2 separate regions of the Homo sapiens genome follow, and region 1 is linked to region 2. A link is an interaction called in ENCODE POLR2A ChIA-PET data of the cell type or tissue named here. Cell type or tissue: B cell. All regions are shown on one strand. Each heading gives the region's core, and the rest is flanking DNA. Links, peaks and the distances in the headings are about the cores only.

Region 1 (10,500 bases), core at 3,356-5,855, 290 kb after region 2:
CTCGCCCCCTCCATTAGTTGCTGAGGTGGGAGCAGAGTTAAGAGTCTCATCATCCTAGCCTGGAGCTGCTTGGGGCGTCTTCTCATTTCCCAGAGACGAGCTCATTCAAACAGTTCCCTGTGTGCAGGGAACAGCACGAGGTTAGGACGAGCAGAGCCATCTTGGACTGCGGGCTATGCATTGAGCAGCTGTATGGCCTTAGATAAGTCAGCTACAGCCTAAACAGAAGCAGTGATGACAAAGGAACAGCAGCATCGTTGGCAGAGTGTTCGTTCGTGTTTTTATCCCATTTACATTCATTGAGCACATACTATGGACCAAGTGCTCTTCTGGGCACATGGAAAATGGCAGAGAACCGGAATGTCAGAAACCTTTGCCCTTGGGGAGCTTGTGGTCGTTTCATGTATGTTATCTCTAACCCTGACCACTGTGTCCAATCAGTATTATTTTAGCCTCCGTTTTACAGATGGGGAAACTGAGGCACAGAACAGTCAAGTCCTTTTCCCAAGGTCACACAGCTAGTGAAAGACCGTGCCTGGATTCTAATCCCAGTCTGTGTGACACCAGATGCTGTGTGTCATCTATCCTCTTGGGTCTTTGCTGTCAAATGGCGACGGGGACCCCAGCCATGCCCACTTCTCTGGCACAGTGAGGTGGTGAAGGGTTCTGGATGCCACATTGTAAAGCATAGGGCTGCCAGGTGTCCTGATGTTCTCTTCTCTGTGGCAGAGTCTTAACTCTGCAAGCTCGTGACAGGCCCAGGCTGAGACCGTGGGGCACAATTGTCCCCTGGCACTGCCAGCTGCTTTAATGGCTTTGGCCTGTTTTTCCCTCTGCACACCAGGCACCCGTTGCACCTGCCCATCCCGCAGAGCCTCCTCCTGCAGGAGACCTTCACAGCTGATAGGCGACACCAGCGCTATTCCCTGGAGACTAGGGTTGTCCTGAATGGCCGAGAGGAAACCCTGCAGACCATGGTCCTGGGCTGCCAGGCCGGACACCCCTACGTGAGTGTGTCTGGGGCATAGCCCGGAAGGGGCCTGAGAGCCAGAGGAAGGCCCCAGCTGCCTCCTCACTCCCTGCATGCGTGTGTACATGTATGTGGTTGTCCCTCCCAGGTCTGTGCAGGTCTGATGCATCCATACGATGGCAAAGTCATCCCCAGGAACACAGAGGGGTGCCTGGTTACTTGGAATCAGCACACGGTAAGAGCAGAGACCCCAGAGACTTTTGCACCCCAGCCAGCCCTGGTTCAAGTTGCTGTCATCGCTCAATAGGATTGAAAACATGTTATCTGGACTGAGTGCAGTGGCTCACACCTGTAATCTTAGCTACGCAGGAGGCTGAGGTGAGAAGATCGCTTAAGACCAGGAGTTTGAGATCCATCTGGGCGACATATGGAAACCCTGTTTCTACAAAAGAAAAAAAAATTGTTTAATTAGCCAGGCATGGTGGCATGTGCTTGTAGTCCCAGCTACTGGGGAGGCTGAGACAGGAGGATCTGATTAAGCCCAGGATGTTGAGGCTTCTGTGAGCCATGGTTGCACCATTGCATTCCAGCCTGGGCAACAGAGCAAGACTCAGACACCACTCCCCCGCCCCCCAACCTCACACACAAAAAAGTTCTCCTGGCCAGGTGTGGTGGCTCATACCTGTAATCCTAGCACTTTGGGAGGCCAAGGCGGGCAGATCACCTGAGGTCAGGAGTTCCAGACCATCCTGGCCAACATGGTGAAACCCTGTCTCTACTAAAAATATAAAAACTAGATGGGCATGGTGGTAGGTACCTGCAGTCCCAGCTACTCAGGAGGCTGAGGCAGGAGAACCCAGGAGGCAGAGGTTACAGTGAGCTGAGATCACGCCACTGCATTCCAGCCTGGGCCACAGAGCAAGACACTGCCTCAGGAAAAAAAAAAAAAAGGTTCTCCTGACTGGGTTCTCTGTTTCATTTGGTCCTCCCTAGTACAGTCTATGTGACAGTCAGAGGGATATATTCTGAAGGCCAGCACAACCCTGCCACCCGCATGCTCTCAAACTCTGACAGCCTCTCTTGGGATAAAGCCCCAGTCCTGTCCCCTCAGCCCTGCTTCGTGGCCTGCATCTGCCTCATCCAGCCTCTTCGCATTTCCTCGCCTGGCTCTTTCCTGCCTCGGGACCTCTGCGTGTCCTGTGTGCCTGGAGCCGTCACCCTCTCCTTCAGCTTTGCCTCCTCCCTTCTACTCATCTTTTAGGATTGAGCTCAAGCATCCTCTCACCTGACCCCCAGACCACCTCACACAGACCCGTGCTTACCCTAGCGATGCCTTATATCTTTTTCTTTCTTTTTTTTTTTTGGAGAAAGAGTCTCACTCTGTCGCTCAAGCCGGAGTGTAGTGGTGCAGTCTCAGCTCACTGCAACCTCGGCCTCCCAGGTTCAAGTGATTCTTCTGCCTCAGCCTCCCAGGTAGCTGGGATAACAGACGTGCATTCCCACTCCTGGCTAATTTTTGTATTTTTAGTAGAGACTGGGTTTTACCATGTTGGCCAGGCTGGTCTCAAACTTCTGACTTCAAGTGATCTGCCCGCCTTGGCCTCCCAAAGTGCTGGGATTACCGCTGCACCCAGCTTGCCCTATAGCTTTCGCTTTTAGTACCTATCACAAATCCCAGTTCTTTTTTTTTTTTTTAAAGACAAAGTCTCACTCTGTCACCCAGGCTGTAGTGCAGTGGCACAATCTCAGCTCACTGTAGCCTTGTCCTCCTAGGCTTAAGTGATCCTCCCACCTCAGCCTACCAAGTAGCTGGGACCACAGGCACACATTACCACCACACCTGGTTATTTTTTATTTTTATTTTTAGTAGAGACAGAGTCTTGCTATATTGCCCAGGCTGGTCTTGAGCTCCTGGACTCTAAGCCATCCTCCCATCTTGGCCTCCAGAATGCTGACATTATAGGTGTGAACCACCGTACCTGGCCCCAGTTCTATTTTTGTGTGATCCATCAATCCCTGGCTCCTCTGGAAAGCTCATGATCTCCATGAGTACTTTACCACCGTAGCCACAGGGCTTGGTACACAGTAGGTGCTCAATGAATAGTTGCCGTCATGATGTTATTTAACACCCATTGCATGCCAGGATCCAGAGCAGAGGTCAACAAACTTTTCTGGAAAGAACCAGATAGTAACTAGTTTAGGTTTCATGGGCCACATGGTTCAGGTCTTGTTCACTCATAACTACCGTTACAATTCAAGAGCACCGTGAATAATACGTAATGAACGGGCGTGGCTGTGTCCCAACAGGGCTTCACTTGCAAAAACAGGCCACATTTGGACCAGGGGCTGTAGTTGCTGACCCCTGACTTAGAGGGTCTTTTTTGAGGCAGGGTCTTGCTCTGTCACCCAGGCTGGAGGGCAGGGGTGCGATCATGGCTCACTCACTGCAGCCTTGACCTCCCAAGCTCAAGTGACCCTCACACCTCAGCCTCCTAAGTAGCTGAGACCACAAGTGTGCACCACCACACCCAGCTCATTTTAAGATGTTTTGTAGAGATGGAGGTCTCACTGTGTTTCCCAGGCTGGTCTTGATCTCTTGGATTCAGGGGATCCTCTTGCCTCACCTTCCAAAGTGCTGGGATTGGGCCAGGTGTGGTGGCTCACACATGTAATCCCAGCATTTTGGGAAGCCAGGGTGGGTGGATCACTTGAGGTCAGGTGTTCGAGACCAGCCTGGCCAATATGGTAAAACCCCATCTCTACTAAAAAAAAAACTATAAAAATTGGCTGGGCATAGTGGCAGGTGCCTATAATCCCAGCTACCCCGGAGGCTTAGGCACAAGAGTCACTTGAAACTGGGAGGCAGACGTTACGGTGAGCCGAGATCCCAGCACTGCACTCCAGCCTTGGTGACAGAGAGAGACTTGGTCTCAAAAAAAAAAAAAGTGTTGGGATTACAGATAAGAGTCACCACCCCTGGCTGAGGGTCTTGACATGTGGCTCCCTAGGGGTGAAACTTGTTTTTGCCTGTGTGTCCTTGGCAAATTATTTCATCTCTCTGGACCTCAGTTTCCTTGTGTGCAGAATGGGAGCAGCAGTACTCATCTCTATGCAGTGGCTGTGACGATTACAATGTAGCGTTGTAAAATGCCTACTAGAACCCCATCCGGGTCTTCTTCCTGACACCTCTAGGAGGAGTTGATACTCTGGGAGAGCATCGTATTTTTCAGCAAGCATTTATGGAGCATCTACTGTGTGCAAGGAAGATAGTCATTGTTTCTCTCTCTCTCTCTTTTTTTTTTTTTTTTTTTTTTTTTAAGACAGAGTCTCACTCTGTTGTCTAGGCTGGAGTCTGGAGTGCAATGACTTGATCTCAGCTCACCGCAACCTCCACGTCCCAGGTTCATGCACAGACCCCTCCGATCATTTTTTTTTTTTTTTTTTTTTTTTTTTTGAGACTGAGGATCGAGTCTTGCTCTGTTGCCCAGGCTAGGGTGCAGCTGCGCAATGTCGGCTCATTGCAACCTCTGCCTCCTGGGTTCAAGTGATTCTCCTGCCTCAGCCTCCCGAGTAGCTGGGATTACAGGCTCCCATGACCACACCCGGCTAATTTTTGTACTTTTAGTAGAGTTGGGGTTTCTGCATGTTGGCCAGGCTGGTCTCGAGCTCCTGACCTCAGGTGATCCCCCGGCCTCAGCCTCCCAAAGTGCTGGGATTACAGCCATGAACCACCACGCCCGGCCATTTCTATTTGCAAGATACACAACAGCCCCTGGGAAGGAGGGTGAACCAGGCAGCTGTTGAGCATTGAGACCCACCTTTCTGGGGGCTCCCTTCACCATTAGTTAAACGAGGCTGCGTGTGGCTCCCCGGGGATAAGGTAGTACAGTTATTGGAGCTTCTAGGGAGAAACAAATGGCAGGATGACAGCCTTAGACACCTGCAGAAGTGGCTCCCGATGGTGTTTGCTGTTTCTTAAACCAGAGATTGCAGAGCCGGCGCCATGGGCCATATTCAGCCTGCAGATGGGTTTTGTTTGGTCTGCTTAGCATTTAAATTTTTTAAGGAAATTAATTGCTACCATTGAAAATCAGAAGATTTTGAGTAAAACCCAGATTTCCAGTGTTTATAAGAAGAAAATCAGACGGTGTGACCACACCAAGCCTCAAATCCCAGCTGACAACAACAGGGTCTGACTGAGTAAATGGCAGTCGTTTAGTTTCATATAATTTAGCTGTCTGCTCTTTTTAAAACCGTGTCTAGGCTGGGCGAGATGGCTCACGCCTGTAATACTAGCACTTTGGGAGGCCGAGGCAGGCGGATCATTTGAGGTCAGGAGTTCGAGACCAGCCTGACCAACATGGTGAAACCCCCATCTCTACTAAATACAAAAAAAATTAGCCAGGCATGGTGGCGGGCTCCTGTAATCCCAGTTACTCAGGAGGCTGAGGCAGGAGAATCGCTTGAACCTGGGAGGTGGAGGTTGCAGTGAGCCGAGATCACGCCACTGCACTCCAGCCTGGGTGACAGAGCGAGGCTGTCTCTAAAATAAAATAAAATATAAAATAGAATAAAATAAGCTGTTTAATGACATACATTTTTCTCTCGTCTTGGACCCTTATTTCTCTTCCTCCATCTTGGTTCTAAAGTAAAGCCGAGCACCCTTTAAAGATGCACTCCAGTGATAAAGCTCCTTGGCAGGCATTTTTAACTTCTCAGTCAACACAGGTAGGAAAAGATGGCAACATGCTACTGTGTACTTGGCCTGTGGCAGAAGCTAAATGATTGTTGAGTGAATAAATGATGGAGTAATTGTGTATTAGTTTGCTATGGCTGCCATAACGAATCTCTGAAATCTTAGTGGTTTAAAACGCCACAGATTTTACAGTTTTGGAATTCAGAAGCCCAAAATGGATCTCACGTGGCTAAAATCAAGGTATTAGCAGGGTTGTGTTCCTTCTGGAGGCTCCAGAGGAGAGTCTGTTTCCTTTCCTTTTCCAGCTTGTGGAAGCTGCCTGCATGCCTTGGCTCATGGCCCCTTCTTCCACCTTCAAAGCCAACAGCGTGGCATCTTCCAGTCTCTGTGTGACTCTGACCCTCCTGCCTCCGTCTCATAGGACCCCTGTGATTACTTTAGGGCCACCCAGATAATCTCCTCATCTCAAGATCCTCAATCCAATCACACTGCAAAGTCTCTTTTGCCATGAAAGGTCACATATTGACAGGTTCCAGTGATGAGGACATGGATGTCATCGTGCAATGAGTGTTCTTCTGCCAGCTCCACTATGAGTTACTCATTCTTTCACTCTAGCACAGCTTTGACCTTGGGGTTTCAGGCTATAACTAGTGATTCTGCATTTGTCCAAATATTTATTGAGCACCTACTACATGCCAGGACCTGTGCTAAGTATTAGGAATATGGCAATGAACAAAATAAACTACTCCCAAGGCACTTTCTTTGAGCAAGACACATTCACATTTGTTCCATCAAGCCCACCCTGCTAATCTTACCTGTAGGCACTGAAGTTTACCATTCCTGTGTACCCATCCCCGCTTCCTGCCCTATAAGTGGAAGAGTGTAGACTGCTCCATAACCCATCAATCTTTGGACTACTTTCTTCTGACCACTGGATTCCCAGGGTAGCTTCTGCAGGCACATAGAGATGGGATGAGACCTCTCTCAGTGCCCCTGGTTCTCACACACCCAGGCTAAGAACAGAGAGGTCGAGGCCACTTTGAAAGTCCACCGGAAAGTTGTCCTGCACTTGAAGGGTTTGCATCATGACAGATCTCAGCATGGGGAAATCCGGCACAGCCTGGCCCTGGACTTGGCCCATTCCTACCAGGTATGGGTCCCCAGATTGGGCAGACACTGGTTTGTGCCCTCCACCCAGAGCTTGGCTGTTAGCGGAAGTAAAGGGTGTTGTCTATTTCTTCCCAGCTGAGCTTCCCCCAGGCCCTGAGCTTGGATGGGGGCATCATCTTTAGACAGAGTCCCCAAGGAACATTCAACTTTGGCATGGATGCACGAGCTGCCGTCAATCACAACGTCACATCCCAGGTCAGGAGACTGAGTTCTGCTCCCTTGCCGAGGGAGGCCGGGTCTTAATAACCTTTAGTGAAGGTGCCCTGTATGAGATGTCTGAGGAGGTGGCAGGAGACATGACCCTGGGGAGCCAACAGCACAGCCCTTATTTTGGCAGTGTGTGTGTGATTAGTCAGGATGCATTGACTGTTGTTGTAAACAATGTTTGGCTCTTTGTGAAAGGCCAGTGTTCATGTGCAGTTCAGCGTGGCTCTGCTCCATGCAGTCTCTCAGGATCCAGGCCTCCCCACCTTGTGGCTGTGCCCCAGCAGGCAGATGGAGGGACAGAGAGTGGAGAATTATGTAGGAGGCTTTTATGTGCCAGACCCATAGGTAGAAAGGTCATTCCTGCCTGGGTTCTCATCACATGATCCCACCTAGCTGCAAGGGAGGCTGGGAAATGTAGTTTTAGCTATATGTCCAGGAAGAAAAGGAAATGTAGTTTGGTGAATATATAGCAGCCATTGTAGGTATATTTACTCATTCATGGCTGTTCATTTGTTCATCCGTGGACGTGTTCATTCCTGTCCATTCATTCAGCATGGATGGGTTGTATCTCTGCTGGGTGACACTGTCCCCATCTCTGTTCCCATCTCTGAGGAGCTTTCAATCTAGTGGGCTTTTAGTGTTATATAAGTTCAAGTTCAATTCCAAGTTCCACTGTTAACTAGCTGTGTAACCTTCGGTGAATTACTGAATCCCACTGAGCCTCAGTTTTGCTAGCTGGGAAATGGGATGGTAACAGCAACCCAGCAAAGCACTGCTGAGGATTAAATGAGGTGGTCATTGTGAACCTGGTAGCACAGTGCCTGGTTCAAGGTCAGGGTCAAGTAGAAGGTGGTGTGGCTGTGGGAGGCATGAACAGGCAACATGGCAGGGAGTAGGGGGTTCCAGAGTGGTCTTCCCAGCCCCCCATCCAGGATGTCACTTCCTAAGCAACCTTTTTCAGTAGCACAGCCTGCATAAGATTGAGGGCTGAGGAATATTAAGGGAGGACAGAAGTTTCTGGTTTGAGCTTTGGGCATATTCTGGGATGCATTTGCCCAGTAGCCACCTCCTAGTGTTCTGCATCTCTCTCTCTGTTCCCTCTGACCCCTCTTCAACTCTCCCTGCAACAGGCCTCGGTCCAGCTGAACGGATCTGACTCCGACTTTGCATTTTTCTTCCAACTCAGGCATCCTCACGGACCAACATTTCCTCCAAACTTCCAGGTGTGGACGTTGCTCCCTTGGAGATGACCTTGACTCGCCTGCCAAGGGTTGTCTCTGAGCAGCTGGCCTGCTGGGAGATGGGCAGAAAGAAGGCAGGATGGGGGCCCGAGGGAGGGAGCCCACACTTGCAATGTTGTGCTTAGCCAAACAGCCCTGTAGAATCAAGAACAGATGGCAGGGAGGTTTCCACATCCATCATTTGGAAGTGATGGTCCAGGCTGAAGGGGGTGAAGGATCACATTTCACTCTTGAAAATGGGCAGAAGCAGAGTTTTCCTCCAAACTCTACCCTATATTTGGGCTTGGGAGAAGCCATGTAATCCTTCAAGAGGGCTTTGTTGACCCGGGGCATTTTGGAGGTGGAGAAAGACATCCAGGTGGGAGCCCTGTCCCCCCCACCAAATTTGTGGCTTCATTGAGCAGGCTGTGCATGGTGTGTGCACAGAAATTAGGGGGTGGCTAATTCAAGGATGTGGAGGTGTAAATAGGGAATCCCAACAGGGATGAGGCCCTCAGGAGACATGGGGCACACCATTAATTTGACAGCAATAAAAAAAATTAGAGGTGGGGTCTCACTATGTTGCCCAGGCTGGTTTTAAACTCTTGGCCCCAAGCTGTCTTTCTGATTCAACCTTCCAAAGTGCTAAGATTACAGGCATGAGCCACCGCACCTAGCCCGATAGCATTTTAAAATTTCTTTTGAGACAGGATCTCACTCTGTTAGCTGGGCTGAAGTGCAGTGGCATAATCATGGCTCACTTCAGCCTTGACCACCTGGGGTCAAGCGGTCCTCCCACCTCAGCCTCCTGAGTAGCTGGTACCACAGGCACCTGCCACAACACCCAGCTAATTTTTGTACTTTTTTTTTTTTTTTTTTTTTTTGCAGAGACAGGGTCTCGCTATGTTGCCCAGGCTGGCCTTGAGCTCCTGGGCTCAAGTGATCCTCTTCCCTTGGCCTCCCAAGGTGCTGGGATTACAGGCATGAGCCAATGCGCCCAGCCCTGATAGCATTTTTTTAAACACCTGCTGTTCATTCCCTGTGTATTGGGTTTTAGAAACTTGAATGGAGCCCGAGAATGGCTCTGAATGGAGGGAACTGCTTATTCTTAGAGGCATGAGCTTTCACAGGTTGATGTCCCTGAAGTCAGTCTGTATCTTCACCTTGACACAGGTCACCGTTTCACTAGCAACCTTTTGCTTTTGTGGAGTTCCCAGAGATCTGGCCCATTTGAGAGCTGCTGGCATCTTAGATTGGAGGAAATGTCATCATATTAACCATTTGTTCCAGGAGCTGATGTCTGTGAAATGATTGCGTGGCAGGCTCTGTTCTAAACCCTCTTTGTGGATTAGCTCATGGTCACCTCATGATGCTATTGTGGGGGGGCATGGAGCACCGTTGTCATTTTGTGGGTGAGGCTCTGAGATTTAGAGAGGTGGCGTGACTTGCCCAAGATCATGGAGCTCACCAGTGGAAGATCTTGGGTGGGAACCCAGGCATTCTGGTTTCAGAGCGCATGCGATCGATCCCCCGAACTCATCGGGGAGTGGGGGTGGGTTGCCCTGGAAGCTTGGATGCTGGGTCATCTAATGAGTGCAAACATTATTATCATTAGTATTTTTCGAGACCGAGTCTCGCTCTGTCACCCAAGCTGGAGTGCCGTGGCATGATCTCGGCTCACTGCAACCTCTGCCTCCCAGGTTCAAGCGATTCTTGTGCCTCCGCCTCCCAAGTAGCTGGGATTACAGGCATGCGCCACCACACCCAGATAATTTTTTGTATTTTTAGTAGAGATGGGATTTCACTACGTTGGCCAGGCTGGTCCTGAGCTCCTGACCTCAAGTGATCTGCCTGCCCCAGCCTTCCAAAGTTCTGGGATTACTGGTGTGAGCTGCTGTGCCCAGCTCAAACATTAATTTTAATTTTAATTTTTAAGACAGGGTCTTACTCTGTCACCCAGGCTGGAGAGCAGTGGCATGATTATGGCTCACTGCAGCCTCCACCACCCAGGCTCCAGCCATCCTTTCACCACAGCCTTCTGAGTAGCTGGGACTACAGGTGCATGCCACCACGCTCAGCTAATGTTTTAATTTTTTGTAGAGATGCGGGTATTGCTCTGTTGTTCAGGCTGGTCTCAACTCCTGGCCTTCAGCAGTCCTCCTGCCTTGGTCTCCAAAGGGCTGGGGTTACAGGTGTGAGTCATCGTGCCCTGCCAGCCTGTGGATTTTGACAGATTG
Region 2 (4,698 bases), core at 683-3,182:
TTAATTTTTATGAACAGCTCCAGGCTTGAAATAAATGTCTGCTCTTTTCAATGTCTGTGGCTTGGCTGAATTCAAACCAGCTAATATGGAAAAGGTTGATTTGAGGTTGAGCCACAGTGAATAATCGTGCGTTTCTGGGCATCTAATCTTTACTTACCTGTGTCTCTTCATCCTGCTCACCTTTCTTTTACCTTGATTTAGAGGGAAAAAAAATTGTCTGTGTGTAGATACATATGTATGTATACATGTATTTATTTTGCTTTATTCCATTTTGTAATTTCAAAGCTGCCTCGAATGGTCTTTGCAAGGAAGTGATGTAGGGTGTGAATTTCATAGGAAAATTGGGGTTTCAACAGGCCTTTTTTCTATGTTGCCCCGGCTGGAGTGCAGTGGCTATTCACAGGTGCAATTATGGCATGCTGCAGCCTCAAACTGCTGGGCTCAAGTAATTCTCCTGCCTTAGCCTCCTGAGTATAGTAGCTGGGACTATAGGCACATGCTACTGGCTCAGCAACAACAGGCCTTCTTATTTGCAACCAACTCGAGTTTTTTGTACCCGAGACATACCCCTCATAGCTGCAGGAAATCTTTGCTCTATGTATAGTTTCTCTAAAGCGTGAAGCAGATTGATGAGTTAAATAGAAACTCACCAGTGTTTCTGATGGAGTAGAGGCGAGCGTTTCTTCTCCCTGGCCAATATTTGATTTTTGATTGGCCTTGTACTTTATCTGGCTCATTTAGGAATGCTTCTGAATATGCAGAGCAAAATTACTGAGTTGCTCTTTATCCTTTCGTTGACTGTCAGACCTACATTTTTCCTCAGATTGCATTATTTGATGCTTACATTGCATTTTTTTTTTCTTTTGAGATGGAGTTTTGCTCTTTTTTCCCAGGCTGGAGTGCAATGGCGTGATCTTGGCTCACTGCAAACTCCGCCTCCCGTGTTCAAGCGATTCTCCTGCCTCAGCCTCCCAAGTGGCTGGGATTACAGGTGTGCACCACCATGCCCAGCTAATTTTGTATTTTTAGTAGAAATGGGGTTTCCCGGTGTTGGTCAGGCTGGTCTTAAACTCCTGACCTCATGTGATCCACCCGCCTCTGTCTCCCAAAGTGCTGGGATTACAGGCGTGAGCCACGACTCTTGGCCATGTGCAGTTTGAATGGTAGAAAAGTAATTTCTCCAAAGAGCAGAATTTTGGATCTCTTGAAAACGTGTCTTTTTTTTTTTTTTCCTGTAGTGCCCTCCCCACCTCTTAGGTGGCTATCTTCTTGTCATTCAGGTCTCAGAGCTTAAATTATAGCACCTCCCAAGCCACCACTCCATCAGAGGAGCTACCATGCCCTTCTGTACATCACCTTGTTAAATTTTTCACATAGTGAGCATTTAGTATATTTTTATTGTTTACACATTTGATGTTTTTCCTGTCTTCCTCCCCTAGAAAGTGGTCTCCTCGACAACACGCAGTGCTAGCTGCCGCAGCCTTAGTGCTTGTGCCCAAAGCACAGTCACAGCTGCTCAGTAAAGAATTTTTGAATAATTGTGTAAGTGATTTTTTCAGGTTATGAAGGCATTCTGCATAGACTGAAAGCTCTCTGATTGAAGGTTAAAATATTAGTTTGAGTGAATAAATAGGTGACTTGCTCCGTTGGATACTTCTGCCTGTTCTGGAATTTCATATAAATGCAGTCATAGTGCATGTACTCTTTAGCACTTTTTTCACTCAGCATAATCATTTTGAGACTCATCCAAGTTATAGTACATATGAATAGGTTTTGCTTTTCGTTTTTATTGTGGAGTAACATTTAAGTAAATGGGTAAGAATATACCCCAGTTTATCATTTTACCTCATGAGTCATGCCAGATTTCTTATGCTCACTATTTACATAGTTTTTCTTTTCCCATCCTTATGCCTTTATCCTGTGTCTTTATATTTAAGATATATCTCGTTTAGATAGTGCATAATTGGGTCTTGCTTTATCCTGTCTGGCAGTCTGCTCCTCCTAATTAGGTTGCTTCCTTTTTTTTTTTTTTTTTTTTTTTGAGAGACGTAGTCTCGCTCTGTTGCCGAGGCTGAGTGCAATGGCATGATCTTGGCTCACTGCAACCTACACAATTCTCCTGCCTCAGCCTCCCGAGTAGCTGAGACTACAGGTATGTGCCACCACGCCCGGCTAATTTTTTGTATTTTTTTCAGTAGAGATGGGGTTTCACCATGTTAGCTAGGATGGTCTTGATCTCCTGACCTCGTGGTCTGCCTGCCTCGGCTTCCCACAGTGCTGGAATTACAGGCATGAGCCACCGCGCCCGGCCTCTCCTTTTATATTTAACGTAATTGTTGAGGTAGTTGGGTTTAAGTCTACCTTCGTGCTCCTTGTTTTCCATTTGTACCGTCTGGCTTTTGTTCTTTTCTTGTTCCTTTACTTACTTTCTTTCTTTTTTTTTTTTTTAGATGGAGTTTTGTTCTAGTCACCTAGGCTGGAGTGCAATGGTGCAATCTCGGCTCACTGCAACCTCCGCCTCCCGGGTTCAAGCGATTCTTGTGTCTCAGCTTCCCGAGAAGCTGGGATTACAGGCGCCCATCACCACGCCCAGCTACTTTTTCATTTTCAGTAGAGACAGGGTTTCACCATGTTGGCCAGGCTGGTCTTGAACTCCTGACCTCAGGAGATTTGCCTGCCTCGGCCTCCCAAAGTGCTGGAATTACAGGCTGAGTCACCACGCCTGGTCTCCTTTACTTTCTTTGGGGTTAATCTCATCGCGTTTTAGGTTTCCATGTTTATGTTCTCTATTTATCTCGTTTAGATAGTGCATAATTGGGTCTCATTTGTTTCTTAGCAAAGCTGCCCTAATGGTTTGTGGTATGTGAGTGTAGATGCATGGACAGCTCAGGGTGTTTACTAGGGCCCTTCTACTTGGTGGGATGCAGCCTGGGCCTAGATCTTTAGGTCTTGATGGGGAAAGTTACTTCTGACCACTTGTTTGTTCAGCGTTCTTTTCTTTTTCCTCCTGATCTGTTTCTTGTGGGAAGCTCAAGTGTTCAAAAAGCCCATTTTCCAGTTAAATAGGCTGTTGCTTTGTTACTTATCTTCATTAGTCTTAGGATTATGATATATATCTGGAGGAATGTATATTATTGTTTAATTGTTACTGTTACCTGAATGCCCTGGATAAGTACAAGCCAACTCCAGCTAATAAGCTTAATGTTTTCTCAAAGTTGAGTTGATTGTAAGCATCTCCCGTGGAAATCTTGTTAATGGTAGTTTACATGCTCCCTCACCGTAATTCTGAGCTTGCATGCTGGTGGCTCTAAAGCCCTGGAGATAAGTGGCTTTTGTGGAGAGCCAGGCTGCAGAAAAAGGAGGATGAAGTCTTTGGGATGTGGGGAGCAGGAATATGGATTATTCAGAGACATCCTTCTCTGCTCTCCACTGCCCTTCCAGCCTACACCTAGGGGACAGAATCTCAGAGAATTGTTTCCAACGTATTATTCATGTCTTGCATTTGCTCAGCCAGATGTTGCCTTTCTAGGGCAGTGATTTTGGGACTCCATTTTCTTATTCAAAAGAGGATTTTCCTTTTAAGCTTCATTCTACTTCCACAGAGCTATTTTTAGAAGAAGATAAACTAAGCAATCTTTTCTGTGTTTGCTCTTTTTTAGTCGAGCAAAAGATGTGATAATACCAGCAAAGCCACCTGTCAGCTTTTTCTCCTTGAGGTCTCCAGTCCTTGACCTCTTCCAGGGGCAGCTGGATTATGCAGAGTACGTTCGACGGGATTCAGAGGTGGTACTGCTCTTCTTCTATGCCCCTTGGTGTGGACAGTCCATCGCTGCCAGGGCAGAAATTGAGCAAGCAGCAAGTCGGCTTTCAGATCAGGTAATGCTCACATTCAGCTTAAGAATCAAATGACTGTCAGTCCTATATGTAGGGCAGGATGTCCCCACAGAGACACCTTGCCCAACGGGCAGACTTTGCCAAGGTGAACTCCAGGAGTCGTTTCTAAGTTACAGAGCTTTCTATAAAGCAACAGAAAGGATTTCCAATTGTGGCGATTGTACTCCAAGGCAAGTGTGGGAGCAGATTCTGAATCTCATAACACAAGCCAATGCTTATCCTGGGGTGCCATACTGTTTGGTTTCAGCATTGAAAAAGGTAGAGGGACTGAAAATCCTAGTTCTTGCATATCCATTTGATACTTGCTAGTTAGGTATTTTAGGTAAGAAAATGTATGTATGATATGACTGCATTGTAACAAGGCCGACCTTTTTAATATATGGACCAGAACTATATTCAGCAGATAAGGAATGCCACCTTTGGGCTAGGTAAGAAAGATATATAGGCAAATAAGTCACCTGTTATGGCAGTGGTTTTCAGCCCAGTGGACCCCAGTTGTGCTTTAGAAAATAAGTATTTTATGATGTCCCTTTTTCTTCCTAAAAAGGAATTCATAGATGATAAAGTTTTCCTATACATGTAATTTCAAAATAATCTAATGCACGGATTGTAACATAGAGGTGAGGGGGGAAGAAAGTAATTTGTAACTAAATGATATATATTTTAGTATGTAAGTGCACAGTCAGAACAGGTCCATATACCTTTATGTAGAATCACTGAATGGGATAGTTACAAACGTAGACTGATAAAGGTGATATGTTGGTGACTTACCTGCCACATGGACATTGCTCTTAGTAATTGATT

What was found. ChIA-PET counts read pairs that join two places held together with the same protein. Peaks named below come from ENCODE experiments on the same cell type or tissue, not always from the same donor. Only the 100,000 strongest peaks of a DNase experiment are listed, where the experiment ranks them.
Region 1: POLR2A ChIA-PET joins it to region 2 with 8 read pairs; 3 of 35 experiments call an interaction of 5 or more read pairs at or near these places.

The regions. Positions count from the first base shown.
Region 1 is chr16:11,437,255-11,447,754 of GRCh38, reverse strand. It overlaps LOC400499 (putative uncharacterized protein LOC400499), which reads left to right. Exons shown (of 67, transcript NM_001370704.1): 32 at 845-1,007; 33 at 1,119-1,205; 34 at 6,679-6,816; 35 at 6,912-7,031; 36 at 8,174-8,266. Among named protein-coding and RNA genes, the nearest start is that of RMI2, 97 kb to the right of the region's middle. In B cell, for the core only: no CTCF peak of the experiment used is centred there; no DNase peak of the experiment used is centred there.
Region 2 is chr16:11,735,195-11,739,892 of GRCh38, reverse strand. It overlaps TXNDC11 (thioredoxin domain containing 11), which reads left to right. Exons shown (of 12, transcript NM_015914.7): 2 at 3,660-3,876. Among named protein-coding and RNA genes, the nearest start is that of TXNDC11, 5.3 kb to the left of the region's middle. In B cell, for the core only: no CTCF peak of the experiment used is centred there; a DNase peak (open chromatin) is centred at 2,006.